Regions from separate parts of the Mus musculus genome. Here region 1 is linked to region 2. A link is a loop called in an ENCODE intact Hi-C map of the cell type or tissue named here. Cell type or tissue: heart. All regions are shown on one strand. Each heading gives the region's core, and the rest is flanking DNA. Links, peaks and the distances in the headings are about the cores only.

What was found. Hi-C counts contacts between places; a loop is a spot of excess contacts. Peaks named below come from ENCODE experiments on the same cell type or tissue, not always from the same donor. Only the 100,000 strongest peaks of a DNase experiment are listed, where the experiment ranks them.
Region 1: a loop joins it to region 2, with 2.6 times the contacts of the local background. A loop is called at or near these places in 1 of 42 quality-filtered maps.

Annotation. Positions count from the first base shown.
Region 1 is chr6:108,529,285-108,537,617 of GRCm38, forward strand. All of the region lies in intron 60 of Itpr1 (inositol 1,4,5-trisphosphate receptor 1), which reads left to right. Gm44040 (a long non-coding RNA gene) reads right to left here and starts at 6,471. Exons shown (of 2, transcript XR_003956493.1): 1 at 1-6,471. In heart, for the core only: no CTCF peak of the experiment used is centred there; DNase peaks (open chromatin) are centred at 2,337, 2,887, 3,717, 5,627 and 1 weaker place; H3K27ac peaks cover 2,096 bases.
Region 2 is chr6:108,705,197-108,713,529 of GRCm38, forward strand. No RefSeq gene overlaps it. Among named protein-coding and RNA genes, the nearest start is that of Gm35359, 22 kb to the right of the region's middle. In heart, for the core only: CTCF peaks have their summits at 4,966 (motif pointing left) and 5,702 (motif pointing right); DNase peaks (open chromatin) are centred at 4,505 and 4,875; H3K4me3 peaks cover 1,306 bases; H3K27ac peaks cover 819 bases.

The sequences.
Region 1 (8,333 bases), core at 99-8,098, 180 kb before region 2:
AAATTCAGGTTCATGCTACCTCACACACCCATCTGGGACTAGACAGATAAGACCCAGAGTGTGGCAGGAGGGTGTGGAGGGCAACAGCTGGTGGGCAAGCCTAAGCACAGCAGCCAGCAGACGGAAGGCCACATGGTGACAGAAGAGCCAAAGGGAGCTTCCTTGTAGTCCCATCCCTGTGGGAGGTACCTTGGCTGCCAGCTAATGGTCACCGGTCACCAAGCCATCTTGATTTTAATAGCTTCCTATGTGGAAAAAAAACAAAACAAAACAGTATCTTCCCCTTTCTCTAGTATCAGTGGTGTTTCTGTCAATTCAGAGAAATGGTCTTAGAGTTGTGGGGTTACTCTCGGTTCACTAGTAGACCTGACCTTCGGTTGCAACCCCAATGGTAAGTAGTGCTGTGACTCAGAAGTCTGGAGAAACTTGCTTTCTTCTGTTCCCTGCCCCCTATAATACATATGCAGCTTAATATATAGAAATGATGTCATCTTTGTCATAGGCAAGCTATGACTGCTGTGACCTCATATAGCCCCTGGCAGCATAGAAATAGATAGATAGATAGATAGATAGATAGATAGATAGATAGATAGATAGATAGATAGATAGATAGGGCTGCCTTTTCTCATAGGAACTCCAGTCATGGTAGTAGCCTAAGGAGTTTTGTTAATCTGGATCTCCATATGTGTTTCCACAGTTATATGCATGCCCTTTTATATAATTTCTACACCAGTGGCTTTGTTCTGTGCCCACCAAACTGAGGATTTGTGCTTGTGTAAGGTTAAGGTGATACTATTGGGTAGGAATTCACTATGAATTTTCTGCCCAGGAGGATGTAAATACTACATAAGTGGGGACATTAGAGGTAAGAGACAAAATATATGATTCCCAGAAAGATACAGTTGCCCTTTTTTCTGCTGTATTCAAGGGAGAAGACTGAATTCTTGAATGTTAGAAGCACAAAAAAAAAAAAAAAAAAAAAAAAAAAAACATTAAAAGGAAAGGTGTTTTGTTTAAAAAATGAATGATGAATTTCTTTTCCTAACTAAACACAGATTCACTTATGTATCTTGAAATTCCACCTCATAATCTTAGATACCCCCCCCCCAGAAGTGTTTCTGAGTGAACTTCATAGACAGTAGGGTGACTGGATAGAATATCCTGGGCTATTCTGAGTGCCTCTCCTCCATGGTAGCATGTGATAGACAGGTTATTTCTATCCTGCCGATGAAATGAGCCATTTCAAACCAGATTAGATCATGTACGCAGGGTTATGGGGAAGCTGCTCTCAGGTGAGTTCACCGGCCCCAAGAGGGGGAGGGGGAGGGAGGGAGAGGGAGGGAGAGAGGGAGAGGGAGAAGGAGAGAGAGAGAGAGAGAGAGAGAGAGAGAGAGAGAGAGAGAGAGAGAGAGAGAGAGAGAGAACACGAGAACAAAATATCTGGATTATATAGGAAGAACCTCTGGGGGAAAGGCAGCTCAGCTGGAAAATTCAAGGTTGCCAGCTGGGTGTGCCAAATTAGGACTGAAGGATGCTGGGAGAACCTGAAGGCCAGATCTGCTTTGATATGTAAAATACTTGTCCTGGTGCGGTAAGCCAAACATTGGGGTCACCTAGGACCCAGCAGTGGCTAAGGAGAATGTGTTTCCCCAGGTGACCTGAACAGCGGCTAGAGTACACTGGCAACAGCAGGGCTGATTGGATAGCGGTTGCCTGTCCTAGGTTATCATTAATCACCCTCCGGTGCAGCATCTCGCCCATCCTATACCTAGCAGAATATAAACACTTCACCAATGAGAACTCAGCCGGGTAAAGCAGCCTCTGCAGGGTCACACAGCTGGACCAGAGCTGCTGGGCCCCAGTTCAGCCTCAAGTGGCCCCACCCACACATCTAGGTTCCCTTGCAAGTGGGGGGGGGCAGTCTGTGCACCTGCACACAGCCCTGGGGTCAGGAGCCTGCAGCCTTTGTCATCTGGCTGCTTCATCTCCCTAGTGGTGTGGAATTAATCACTTTTTAAAAAGGCAGAAAAGGCCCCATGGGGGGGGGGGGGTAGGAAGGAGAGCCGGAAAGAGGATCTCCTGGGTAATGCTGGCTGGCTAATGCATAAATCAGCAGGCCTTGAGCTTTGTGGTTAGATGGGGTTTAATGCTCAAAGCTGTGCATAGCCAGCCTGGCTCCCAGGTGACCACCTCAAGTGCTAGAGAGTGTCCATATGACAGAAGTAGGGCAGGGAGTGTACAGCTCTGGTAAAGAATTTATCTGACATATATGATAAACACCTCTACCACCACTTACACTTGAGACACCGAAGCATAGTCCTTGGTGGCCAGATCTGGTTGGGGGAGAGAGGAGTCTAAGAGCAAGAAGGGAGAGGAGCCATCAGAACCACCAGGCGGACCAGCTTCCACACCCAGGTGACTCAGGCCCTGCGCTTCACCCAGTGACAATCAGACAGGAGAATGTCTGCTCTGACAACCCTTAAGCCCCACGCTGACTGGCTGACTCTTTCTCACCGCTGTGAACTCTTTGTTAATCCTCTCTCAGGTAGTGGAGAGTGTCTGCCCAGCAGGGGAGGGACTCTTGCTTTGCATTCTTGGTAGAGGCTTTCCTTAAGAGCCTAATGCAGTCTGTATCAGAAGCTAGGTGAGAATCTTTTTTTTTTTTTCTTCCTGAAAAGGTCTGGTCAAGGAATGTTCCAAGCAAATAAATTGTGTTAACAAAGTATACAGTACAAAAGGTCTCTGAGGGACCACGGTGAGAAAACTGGGAAGCGAGAGGAGCGCTGGCCTCAGCCTGTTTGTCTGTAGTCGATAAGAAGACACAGGAAGTAAACAGAAAGCTACTCTTAGCAAGGTTAAGAGATCAGAATGGGGAGTAAGTGCCCGCCTCTGCGTGGGTGTCACTCCCTTCTGTCTTAAAGCAGAACTGGCCCAAGTTGTGCACTTTGCTTGACCTGAAGGAGTGCCTGCACTCTGGAGTCTGCAGACAGGCAGTGTCTCCAGTGGTGTCTCCAGTGCAGGGACAGTGCTTCTTTCTGCCAAGGGTAGTCCAAGGACTGGCAGGGAGACTCTTCGTGGATAATACCTAGATAAATCAAGGTTCTGGGTGGCTGTGGAGCAAGGGCTGCCCAGCATAGGGAAATGCATCTCAAATGTCACAGCCACAGGGGAGACTCCAGGAGGGAAATGAGAATGAGAGCCCATGTGAGGTATATAACTGAGAGACACAGCCTGGCAGGATATGCAGCCAGCTCCACCCTGACCTGTCTTACCTGAGTTTTGACAGACTCCGCTTTGTCCCGGCATTGGAAATGTGACAGTGACATCCCATTGCTCCATTCAAGCATACAGTTTGGACTTTGATTCTGGAAATCAAGGGAGGATGCTAGGAGGAAGGGAGTGTCTCGATAAATTCCTGGGGCAGCGATATCAGTGTTTCGGTCCTCAGTGCCATAGCAACAACTTTGTGCCTAACCTGGGAGGCCATATGCATTGGTGAAAAGCCCTGAGCTCCTATACGGGAGGAGACAGCCTGTGCTGCCCTCTAAATACCATTCCCAGAATGCCCCCTGGAGCGAGGTTACACCACGTCCAAGTTCAAGAATATCAGGGTGAAAGAGAAGTGGAGAGGGATTTGGCCACTGCCTTCTCAGGGGCTGGAAACTGTGTGTCAGCACCATTCAGTGCACCTCCCAGCCAGCCAGCCAGCCAGCCAGGCTCTGACCCCACCCGCTGGGCTTGAGCTTGGGTTCCTGTCCGTGGCAGCTGCACAAAACATTTGCTGAGCTTATGTTTCCCCACCTAACTTCATAACATGTTCTGTCCTCTGGTGTAGAGGGGGTGGGGCCACCCCCCTCCCTTCCTGTGCACTTCATGGACACCTTTCTGGTGCTGGGATGTACTCGGCATCAGGCCTGCATTTCTGCATACAGCTCTAGCATGCTCTGCATCTTCCCCAGTCTGTATGTTACAGCCTTTCTGACAGAAAGTAGAGCCCTAAAGGATCTGAGATGCTGAAGGGGAACATGGGGAGTGGAGCCACCTGACTGGTCTTCCAGGCCGCAGAGCGTCAGGGTCACACCAACAAAGGTTGGATAGAGCCACGGAGAGAGTGTTCACCACCCAAGAGAGCACATGCTTATATGCGTATAGTAAATATTTACTTACACATCACCCAACAAGACAAAGCTAATAAACAAAAAGAAAAAATATATACCCAGCCCCCCTCCCATTTTTTTTCATCCATCACACAGTCCACTGGGCTGCCACCCATTCAGGCAACATCTGTAACTCCTTTGCCCTAACTCCTGCATTCATTCCTGATGGTTCCAAATACCAACTTTGTCTGATATAACCACTTAGTAGTATCATGTTGCTACCACAGTATACAGCCATATATACACATACTATATATATATATATATATATTTGATAAACAGGTATAAGAGATATAAAACTCAACCTGTAAAATACTCTGAAATGGACTGTCTTTATCAAGTGCACACAATGGAAATTAAAAACCTGTCTTTTTATAGTGAATGCCTGCAGGGAACATGGGGAAGGGAAAAGACTTGGGTACCACCTTTCAAAGTGGCATCAGGGGAGACTCGGGCTTGTGAATATTTAGAGAGTAGGATAGGTGATTTGGAGAGGATGGGGGAGCCTGCATGTGATATGCATTCTTCAGAGGTGGCACCATCCCTGCACACCACTCTCAGGTCAGTAGGTACAGACCAGCTCTTCAGTTCCTTGAGAACTGTGGGCAGGAAGACTGGTAGTGTGTTCCTAGCCTGCCCTCAGAATAGCTACAAAGCAATGATCCTGAACAAAGCTTATCTTGAGTTTTCTGTTCTGTCAACCCAGCTGAAAGAGCTCAGAAAGCACACCATGGCACATGAGACAGCTATTAGCTCTGTGTGTGTGTGTGTGTGTACTTGTATGTGGGTTCACGTGTGTTGAGACACGGTCTGTGTAGTCCTAGCTGGCCTTGAACTCATAAATATCTTCCTGTCTCTGCCTCCCAAGTGCATATGCCACCACACCTAGCTCTGTGTCTGTGTCTGTTCAAAGGTGAATGAACGGAAGGACTTTCTGCTGGTTGGGGGAAAAGATTTTAGAACCTTGGTTATCAGATTAGGCATCAAAGCAAAGAAGAAAGCACTGGATTCAGTCAACCATGTCAACGTTAAAAACTTACAGACTCTAGAAAGAATCAAAACTGCTGAAAATTGTCACGGTCTCCATCTCCAACTCCAGGAATGTTCTGGTCAGCCCTTAGCTGGTGAAAACTGCAAGGGAAGCCGCCTTAGCAGCAGGTCAGAAGCCAGCTTGGATGCTGGATTCCAGAAAAGTGTGACTTTTGCCAGATTGTCTCTTATTAACAGTCTCAAAGGGGGCCAGTCCTGCCTTGCCTGGCACAGGCTGCTGGCCTACCTCCTTCTCCTCCCTGACCTCTGGTTTGCTCAACGTGGCAGCCTCGGGTGCCCAGGACCCAGGCAAGTCACTCCCAGTGCTGAACTCTGCCTTCTCACAGTCGCTATGGGTGCCCAGGGAACACTCCACCTGTGGCCCCAGACTGACTTGAAAGGGTGATTCTGCAGCTGGCCGTGGATGGGAATTTCATCAGAACTGGGTGCGGTTCTCTCTGCTGGCACGAGCTGGTCTTTGTTGTGCTGTATCATCCAAGAACAACTATTAACTAAGTCTAGGAACGGTAACAGGTCATCACAGCCCAGCTGGAGATTATATAATGTGCCTGTTTCAGTCATGTCATTCCGAGCACACAAACGGCCAGACTCCCACCTCAACTTGTAAGCAGCATGGACAAACCTCTGGTCAAAGAGAAAAACAGAGGCTCCAAAACCTTATCGCACAAAAAGAAAGTAATTTAGGTAGGAGTCTTGATATCTAGATTACAGCATTGCCTCCATGTGAGCTATGTGACCTTGAGCAAATGACTTTTTATTGATTTATAATGCTTTTATACAATTACCATCCATTTTAGGGGACACATTCACAGCTACTTGATCCTTATTGTCACCAAGTGCAATAGCTAGTAAGCTCTTGAGAGAGAGAGAGACAGAGACAGGGAGAGAGACAGAGAGGCAGAGACAGAGAGACAGAGAGAAGAAAGGAAATCCTGAGCTAAATGAGCTGACTCACTCTGTCCTGTGTGGATAGAGAAAGTCACACCTCTAACTCTGCCTAGCTTTTGATCCAGGCCTTTGCTCTTTCTACTGTCACAAATCTGTGGTAGACGTGTATAGAAGTGGTGAAAAAGCAACATCTGTGGTTTAGGTTGACTGGATTCTCATTGGTAGCTTCTTTGAGGTAGCAATGAAATTCCAGGTAGAAGATATCTCTCTCGCTCTCTCGCTCTCTCTCTCTCTCTCTCTCGTTAAATTTTTCTCAACAATTTTAGGTTTATAGAGAAATGGAGCAGGAAGCACATTTTCCCATGTATCGAGTCTCACCTCCTCCCTTTCCTGTCTTTCCTTCCTTCTTCCTTCTCTGCAGTTAACCCAATTAAAAGTGTGCATTCCTGAGGATATAGCTATAACTATGTACAGAGAGATCAGCAGCAGCACACACACAGATCCTGTGACGCTGTTGTGAAAGTCATAGTTTGTGTTGGGAGGACTGCTCTTGCTGTTTGAGACGCATCCAGTGTTTTCTGACAGGCATGTGGTTTGGAATTACGGAATCACACAGGCTAGCTTCACTGCCCTAAAACCTCTGGACCTCGTGTGCCTCTCCCTCAGAGCCTGTGGCATCCACTGAGTTTACCAAGTTGGAATATACTTTCCAGGGGGGTTTAATGTATAAATGTGAAAGTCATGGAGCATAAAGAACAAATGCACTTTAAAGAATACTTTACTTTCTTCTTCAGCGTAAATGACCCAGCCTTGCTCACCAAAGAGACAATTGATTCCAAGTCTGCTGGGTACCCTACATGTCCTCTTTGTCAAAATAAGTGTTATGTTCCGTCTCCCTCCGCCCTCTAAGCATTCTGCGGAGTTGAAGACTGAACTCCAGTGTGTTTCTGGCCTCTCGGTTTCTAGTGAGCCAAAAGACACAGAGTTGCAGCTACCATCTGAGCTGAAGATAGTCTTGACTTCTAGAATCTTCCGAAAGGGATTACTTGGGGGCAAAGCAAGAGTTCCATTTTCTAGATCTTGCCTTCTCTTCCATGACCCATCTGTTTTACCCTTCACCCAACTCCCAAGTCCTCATGTTCTCATGAGACTTTCTATAGAAGAACAAAGGGTTTGGTAAGTAACCTGCTCTACCACATGCCTGTCAGAAAACACTGGATGCGTCTCAAACAGCAAGAGCAGTCCTCCCAACACAAACTATGACTTTCACAACAGCGTCACAGGATCTGTGGTCTGCTGCTGCTGCTCTCTCTGTACACAGCTATAGCTATATCCTCAGGAATGCACACTTTCAATTGGGTTAACTGCAGAGAGGGAAGGGCTCCCTCTCAGGAGGCCATGGGTTCTCTGGAGTCTTTCTCAGAACAGCTCCTCCACTTGAACCTGGGAAGAAAAAAACACCTGCCTCTCAGCATTGGCAACCCCTGCCTCTGCTCTCCCTCTCCCTGGCTCTGCTCCCAGCCCCCCTCCCAGCCTTCCCCTCCACACATACACACATACACACACTCTCCCTCTTTCCAGTCAAGGATGTGTTGAAGTGGCTGGTCAGTGCCACCCCCGTGTCTAAAACTTGAGTGTTTGCCTTTGTAGGGACTTTTCCAACCTTACCTAGAAAAGAACTAACCAGAACTTCAGCACTTGTGGTTAGCCTGCTTCCGGCTGTGGCTTCAGTTAGTCTGTGTGCTCTGACAGAGGAAGTATTTGCAACGATGGGAAGTGCATGACTGGATTGTGGGAGGACCCGGGCAGACGGTGCCTCATAGCATTGGCATGTGAGATGCCAGCAGCAAGCTGACTGAGGAAGGCGAAGAGGGATAGCAGACCCAGAGTGGCAGATGCCATGTGATACCCACCCCCCCACACACACACACACACAACCACACACATTCCCCACAGTGTAAACTCACTTAGAAACAGGATGTCATGGTCAAGGATGGCTTTTCCAAAAATGCAAGCCAGTGGCACGCTTTTGATCCTGAGTAGACTTTAGGGCAAGAGTCTGCAAATATGGCTAGATGCATGGGTGACAGAACTTGTGGATAACAAGCTAGTAATGGCATTAAAAGCCCAAGGCTTCACATACACACACACACACACACACCTTCACTGCATTGCAGTATTCTGAACATTTTCTTTTCAGATTGATTCCCCATGTAGATTGGAACCCTCTTGATGAAG
Region 2 (8,333 bases), core at 165-8,164:
ACTGTCCAGGAAATCACTCTGTAGACCAGGCTGGCCTCGAACTCAGAAATCCATCTGCCTCTGCCTCCCAAGTGCTGGGATTAAAGGTGTGTGCCACCACTGCCCGGCACCACTTTCTTATTTTTTGGCGACAGAGTCTTGTGTAACTCTGGCTAGTCCCAAACTTTCATACCAAGGGTGGCCTTGAACTTTTGATTCCACCAACTTCCAATTGGACTACCAAAGGAGCTACATCCCCAGCTCCCTCCCTTCTTTTGAAGATGAGGTTTTCCTTTGTAGCATAAGCTAGAGTCGAACTCAAATCTTCCTGCCTCAGCCTCCCAAGTGCTAGGATTACGGGTGTGTAGTGCTTACATTCCTACACTACACATGCTTACTTTACCATTTATGGATGACCAGACTGACTGCACACACTTGGCTACCTTTGGGCCAGTGCCATGATTGTGCCCATCCAACCTGAGTCAGCTTCATGAAAATGAAAATGTGTTGTTCCAGTTCTGATGTCCCTCGGAGAATACGAGATACCACCATGAAATGTAAGGAAACAAAATTATGTTTTTCTTCATAGTTTGGAATTGTATTTGTGCCTGGAGGTGTCCATTGTCATGATCAGTGAATAAGTATCAGCCCTCCATTCCAGGAGCCAGTCTCCTGAGCTCTGCTAGCACCATCAAGATAAGAGGACCCATTCCTTCATTTCTTAAATACTTAGCATTCCAACGAAGATTGAAGAAGTCCTCTCCTCTCTTCTCTGAGGATGCTCACCTTCCTGTTCTTTATTAAGGACAGACAAGTTGTGGCATCTCAGGTCTTGACCTTGGCGTTGTGTTCAGCTAGAGATCCCGTCTGTTGGGGGAGTTGAGCCACTGAGTCACGGAGAGGAAATCGCCCCACCACACCTCACCTCATGGCTGAGAAGCCAGACTGAGAAGCTCAGCCGGCTGGAGACCTGTCAGCCCCTGAGAGGACAGGCTGGGCTGGGAGGGTTGCTCCATGCAGATGGTCACCCCATGATGACCTCATCTGCCCCGCTGGTGACTCACCTCCCAATTCTCTCTCCTACCAGCCAAATCTTGCTCATTTGGAGCACCTGAGGGGAATGCCAGCCTTCTGTGTTTGGTGAAAACACATGATTGTGCTATTTTTAAGGACATGACACTGCCTTTCAGGTGGAGACAGGAATCCAGACAACCTTGGCAGATAGGCCCAGGTGAAGGGTGCAAGAAACCTTTTTGTTTTTTTTTTTTTTAAGAAAGAAAGAAAGAGAGAGAGAGAGAGAGAGAGAGAGAAAGAAAGAAAGAAAGAAAGAAAGAAAGAAAGAAAGAAAGAAAGAAAGAAATTGAATCAGAATGGAGACTGCTGGACTGGGCATATAGCTTAGTGACGGTGTGTTCTACCTAGCAAATGGAAGGCTAGGGATTTGACACACACCCCCGCCCCCGGTTTAAAAAAATAAAAATAACAAATGAAGATTACTAATATAACTTTCCCTTTTTCCCAATATATATCATATATTGATATATGTTATATCATATATCAATATCATATATATATGTTTTTTCCTTAAAGAAACCAGTTTCTTTTTTTAAGATTTATTTATTTTATGTATATGAATACACTGTAGCTGTCTTCAGACACACCAGAAGAGGGCATCAGATTCCACTGCAGATGGTTGTGAGCCATCATGTGTTTGCTGGGATTTGAACTCAGGATCTCTGGAAGAGAAGTCAGTTCTCTTAACCACTGAGCCATCTTTCCAGTCCAGGAACTGGTTTCTTGTAATACAGGCTGATATGGAACCTACCTCCTGCGCTAGGGTTACAGGTGCATGCCACCATGCTGTTTCTGGAAGTAGGGATCCAACCCAGGGCTTCATGAATACTAGGCTTGCAAGCACCCTATAGCCTTGTGCACTCTATAGCCTGTGCTACAGGCCCACTCTCACTTTTCAGTGTTAAATGTGCATGTTGGGATCATGACAGCATCCCCAGCACTGTACCACCAACAGCACTGCCTGTCTCTAGTGCTTGCTCTGTTGCTACAAGTGGAACGCCAATGACATCAAACAGGAACTTATCCCCCACCCACTAAGAACCTCTCCTCTGAATCTTTGTCTATACGTATTCGTGTTGCAGGTTTCTCGTGTAAATGAAATCACATGTATGCTAACATCTGTCCTTTGGGTCGGCTTTACTTCACCTGGAACCCCACCTTCAAGTTGCACTCACGTGAAAGCATGTCTCTGCACCTAATTCCTTTCAAGGCTGACTAATATTCCAACATACGAACACAGCTCTTCTTATTTATCAGTTCATCTGTTGGTGAGCATTTGGCTTGTGTCCTGGTGGCTACTGTTGGTAGTTTCATTTTGAGTGCTTGTTTTTTGAGTTGGAACCTTGCTGGATAGCCCAGGTTACACTGCAGTCTCTACCTCCAGGCTGGTGGGTTTTATAGGATTGTGCCACCACAGCAGATTTGAGTCTTTCATTAAAGACATTGTTATCACTAGTAGGTGGAAAGTCTTCTTTGTATAAACCTCCTGGAGTTCACACAGAAATTGGGACCAAGAGGAGCGATTCTGACTACTTCTCAAGGGTACAGCAAAGAAGTTAGATTCTAGGCAGGAAAGCGCTCTCTAAATTCCGAAGTCTCCACAAGGATGTACAACACTGTAGGTACTACTTACTAGCTTAGCCTTTTACAGATAGAGGAAAATAATGAATACAACCATTTAAATACATAGCATGCTTTGGCCAGTGAGGTGGCTCAGCAGGTAACCTGAATTTGATCCCTAGAACCCACTCTGGAAGGAGAGAGTTGGCCCCCCCCCCTGCCCCCCCGCAAGCTGTCCTCAGACCTCCATGGGTGTACATACAAGAATACCTACACACACAGACACAGACACACAGACACACACACAGACACACACACAGAGAGACATGCATGCATGCACAAAATCAATAAATGAAATACGAAATAAAAATATATATAGTACATTTTTGGTGGAAATGTAGTCTCCCCTCCCCCAGCCTGAAACCTGCTTGCTCGGGGTGGAGCTTCCTGCTCATTCGTTCTGCCACGCCCACTGCTGGAACCTGAGGAGCCACACACGTGCACCTTTCTACTGGACCCGAGATTATTCGGCGGGAATCGGGTCCCCTCCCCCTTCCTTCATAACTAGTGTCCCAACAATAAAATTTGAGCTTTGATCAGAATGAAATTGTCTTAGCTCCGTTTCTTTTTTCGCCCCGTCTAGATTCCTCTCTTACAGCTCGAGTGGCCTTCTCAGTCGAACCGTTCACGTTGCGAGCTGCTGGCGGCCGCAACAGAAATGGCTCAAACGAAAGGACTTGTCTAGGTAGGCAATGCACTCTATTTTTCACAAAGCCAACGCCAGTGTACTAAATACTCATTTTTTTTTTTTCCTTCGAGACAGGGTTTCTCTGCGTAGCCCTAGCTGTCCTGGAACTCATTTTGTAGACCAGGCTGGCCTCGAACTCAGAAATCTGCCTGCCTCTGCCTCCCTAGTGCTGGGATTAAAGGTGTGCACCACCATGCCCAGCATTTCTGTATTTCAAAATATGTTTTAGTAAGGGTTATTTTGCTTCTCTAACCCTGAGGTGGTTCACAGACTCCTGATCCAGGCACAAGGTTTCCTCGTGATTGGGGGTTAATAATCTCAAATTTACCAACCCATAATTAGAGATTCGGTGCTTAGTCTTAGGGCAGTCACAGTGGAGCATCAGAGGAAAAAAATCACACATGCTGCATGCCGTATTAGCTGCTGTTCTGGCAGGTGCTCGGTAATGGCTAGAGAGCGGGAGTTGACTTGACTTCCTAGGAGATCGCCCACGAACTGGATAGTTCCTCGGAAAAGGTGACAGCAGCACTTGAGTCATGGCGAAGACGAAAGGAGGTCTTTTACCCGTGTAACTTTGCAAGTTACACCCTGACCGCTTAACAAATGTTTACTTAAGCGAATTAATACTAACACTGCCTTCGATAAGAGCTGATGAGGTCGGGAAATCTTAGAGAGTCCTAAGAAAATTGGGGAAAGAAGCCGACAAGAGGAGAAGCAGGAAGAAGAGGAGAGGGAAGAGGGGGAGGAGGAAGAAACTTTTGCTAGCTAGCCACGTGCTTTCAAAGCTTTTCTCTGGACTAAGACGCCTCCAGCTTTGAAATCGCATCACAGAAATTGGTTCCCTCATCCCTCCCACCCATCCCTGGGGCCAAATTCAGGGACCCGTGGCTGCTGTTTTCCTTGACCCAGCACCCCACACAGTCAGTGTTTTCCTGAGTCGGCCATGCCCCGGTCATTTCTTGTGGGCGAATTGGCCTCTCCGGGGCTGTCAGGATGCTGTTCGTCTCCATGACAACAGCGTGTGCGAATGAGGAGATGCAGCATACTGAGTGGTGTCATCCTAAGAAACCAACCCCCACCACTCCCACACTTCTGGGGCCCGGACCGCAGGAAGTGGAATTCTTCTGGGAAAGAGGCTGACGTCGCTGGTGGCCAGGCCCCTGCCCCAGCCCCAGCAGGCGCTGATGCAAGCGCAGCCCGCCAGTGGCAGGCAATCCCCAAGGACCTGGCGCAGCTCTGTGTCTTGTTCCTTTCCGGCCACCCCGCCCAGTTTTCTCTTTGGAGTAAATAGCTTCTGGGTGGTTTCTCACCCAAAGACGCAGTGCAGGTGGGGACAATGTGTCTTTCCTCAAACCAAGTCTCTGTGGCTCTTCCCAGATTGGGATAGGAGGAATCTGAATACCCAGACTGGCCATTTTTGGGTCAATATGGAAGGCGTCCAGAGCTCCTTCTCTCACTTGGACCGCCCAGGTGGCCTGGGATACCAATGTCAGCTGGTGCCAAGGAAACCGCCCGGATCACGAGGGATCCTTGTGGACCGATCAGGAGTCTGTGAACCGCCTCGGGGTTAGAAGTGGTCCAGCCATGGCCGGTCTCCATCGCCCTCTTCTGGGCAAAAAGGAGAATCGTTCTAAAATTCTGTCTGGGACCTCCCAGACCTTTAGAGAGGGCTAGGAGAGTTGGCAGGGCTGGGGTGCGACAGATGTCTCCACAGTAAAACAGATCAGGAAATGGAGGCCCAGAGAGGACAGAGATATGCCCATAGTCTCTCAGCCACGCTAGGAACTAGTCAGGACCAGAATTTGCGTTTTATGTTCACCGCACAATCTGTTTTTGCTGTTTTAAGATTTTAAGACAGGGTCTCTCTTTGTATTAGGGGAGAGAGGGAGAGAGGGAGGGTAAAGGGAGGGAGTAGAGAGAGACAGACAGAGACAGAGAGAAGAGACACAGAGACTAAGATATAGAGGGAGAACTGATCTAAAGGTCAGAAAACAGTTTGTTAGATTCAGGTCTCTCTTTCCACCGTGTTCGTCTTAGGAATTAACTCAGGTCAACAGGCAAGGTGTCAAGACTTTACCTGTAAAGCCATCTCCCATCCTGCATCCTAGAATTATAGCCATGGATTCCGCAACACCTAGATTACTACTTTTAAATGAATTGTGCTGGGGTGTGTGTGTGTGTGTGTGTGTGTGTGTGTGTGTGTGTGTGTGTGTGAGAGAGAGAGAGAGAGAGAGAGAGAGAGAGAGAGAGAGAGAGTTTCTATGAAGTTTGTGCATGTAGGATGTAGGTGGCTGTGCAGGCCAGAAGGGGGCGTCAGATACCCTGGACCTCTACAGGAGCCATAAAAGTGCTCTTAACCAATGAGTCATTTCTCCAACCCCAAATTAGAGATACTTTTAAAACTTTCACAGTTTTAATTTCTACTACCGCTAAGATGTAACCCACTCAATGAAGCTTATCTGGGCACTCAAGTATTTAGAGTGGAAATGAGTTTTAATCCTGAAGCCTGCGGTGTAGGGTGGCTCCCTCTCTGTCAGTAATACTGTCCTCTTTTAATCACAATTGCTCTCATAGAGGACATTACTTGTTTTATTTTGAATGTGTTTAGTACTTTGTGAAAAAGCAGATTTGGGTTCTGTGGGCCTGAGGTGGGGCTGCAGCTCTATATTTCTAGCAAGTTTCCAAACAGCTACTGATCTGGAACCCACATTTTGAGAACTGAGCTTCTAGACTTTGGTCTACATGCTAAAATTAATGCCTATGTCTGTTCTGTGTTAGCAATGAGAAGGTTTCCACAATTAAGCTGAGAGTGGAGGGGGTGGGGAGAGAGAGAGAGATATGCTGGAAAGAAAAATGGTATAAAGGCTATGAAGAAGTAGGAGCCAAATGCTGAAAGTTACTGACAGGAGACATTAAACTTACCTCAGTTACAGATCTATAAAAAACTAGGGTCTTTCCCAGGTCTCAAAGCACATACTGAGTAGTTGAATGGTGAGAATTTCACATGTCCAATGCAAAAAGAAAAAAAAAAGCCTAAAAAAGACAACACAATTTGCACAGAGGCTGGGAGTGTGGCTCAGGTCCTGAACACCTGCTTGGGATGCATAAGGTCCTGGGTTCGCTCCCCCAACGCTTTAAAAACAACCCAAAACTTCCTAGGGGGTGGTTTGTGGGGGATTTCTCAATATGCCATGTAACTTTTTGGTTTTCAGTGAGGTGGAAAATATCTTAAAACCAAACTGTCACTGCTTCTGCTATCTAAATTGGGGTGTTAATAAAATTTACATCAGCGGAAAAATGAAGCTCTACCCTGGGTCTTTCTGCTTACAGAATGGAAGAAAGAAGACCAGATGGTTTGGCTTCCAAGGAAGGAGCCATAAACCCAGATGTGTCCAGACATCGAGGTGGCTTGTGCCAACCAGAGAGGCTGGCGGTTCTGTCGAAAAGATCCTCATTTTCTGTCACAGGGACAGCCACCACTCAACTTTCCCCTGTGGCTACCATGTTTGACTGAGGATCTCGTGTTATTGAGTCTTTCAGTATTGGTGTGTGTGTGTGTGTGTGTGTGTGTGTGTGTGTGTGTGTGTGTGTGTGTAAACCAGAGGGTAACATTGGGTATCATTCTTCAGGTATGGTCTACCTTGTTTATTTGATCAAGTCTCTCACTGAACCTGGGGCTCAAAACTAGGCTAAGCTGGCTGGCCAGCAGTCCCCTGGGATCTGTCCTGTTTCCCAGGAAGCACTGGGATGATGACCTGCACCTGGCTTTTAATGTAGGCTCTGGGGTTTGAACTCAGGTCTTTATGTATGCATGAAAGCACTTCACACAGTGAATGAGCTCTCTTCCCTGTGTCAGTGCATCTCATTTCTTGACAGGAGCCTGAAACCAAGATTATACATAAACTGTAGTAATTTATTCAATGTTTAAACTTATTTATTTAAAGCTAGAATTTCACTATGTAGCCTGGTTTGACATGAAATCACTATATAGACCAAGCTGGTCTCAAAAAAAAATCACAGAGACTGGCTTACCTCTACCGTCTCAGTGCTAGGATTAAAGGTATGTGCCAACACACCTGTGTAATGTTATTTATTTATTTGTTTGTTTGCTTGCTTATTTGAGACAGTGTTTTGTCTTGTAATGATACTGTGTTGACCAGCGTATAAACTTACAACATGACCACTCCATAGTATGGTTAAGGGGAAGGGTTTTTTTATTCTGTTTGGGTTTCTAGTTTTATGAGACAGGGTTTCTCTGTGTAGCCCTGCCTGTCCTGGAACGCACTCTGTAGACCAGGCGAGAGAGAGAGAGAGAGAGAGAGAGAGAGAGAGAGAGAACAAGAGGAAGATAAGAAGAAAGCAGGCAAGAAGGAACAGGGTCCACATAGTAGGGTTATAAGGAAAATGAGAAGGGGGGGGGAGGGAAGCCCATGAATTTGGGAAGTTTAGGGTAGCTGGGAAGTGAGAAGAGCTGTGGAGAGGCAGAATGCCACCAGAGATGTTGAAATGTGTCACAGGTACTTGGGTGCTGAGGGACCCTGGAGGACAGCGTGTGCTTTGGCATGATATTCAGTAGCCATTTGTCCCTTCTGCTCGTGATAAGGAAAATAATCCCTTTTGGTAGAGTGGAACCAGCTTCACAGGGTCCTGGGGAACTAAGTGCCAGAATTTGGGGAAATGTTTCCTTTGAACCTGGTAGCCAGAACTCACAATCCCCATGCCCCAGTGCACTGAGATTGCCGCTGCTGTGTCAGATGAGCAGATTCGGTTTTGGTGTAGAAATCAAATTTTCTCTCAGCCCCCACCTCGTGTGTGTGTGTGTGTGTGTGTGTGTGTGTGTGTGTGTGTGTGTGTTTTCGTTCAGACATTTTTTAGCCAATCACTGAGTATTCTCCAACGCAGAGAATCCCTAAATAGAACAGGAGGTGCTAAGAGGTTTGCAAGTTCAAATGAAAAGATTTGACTATTTTTG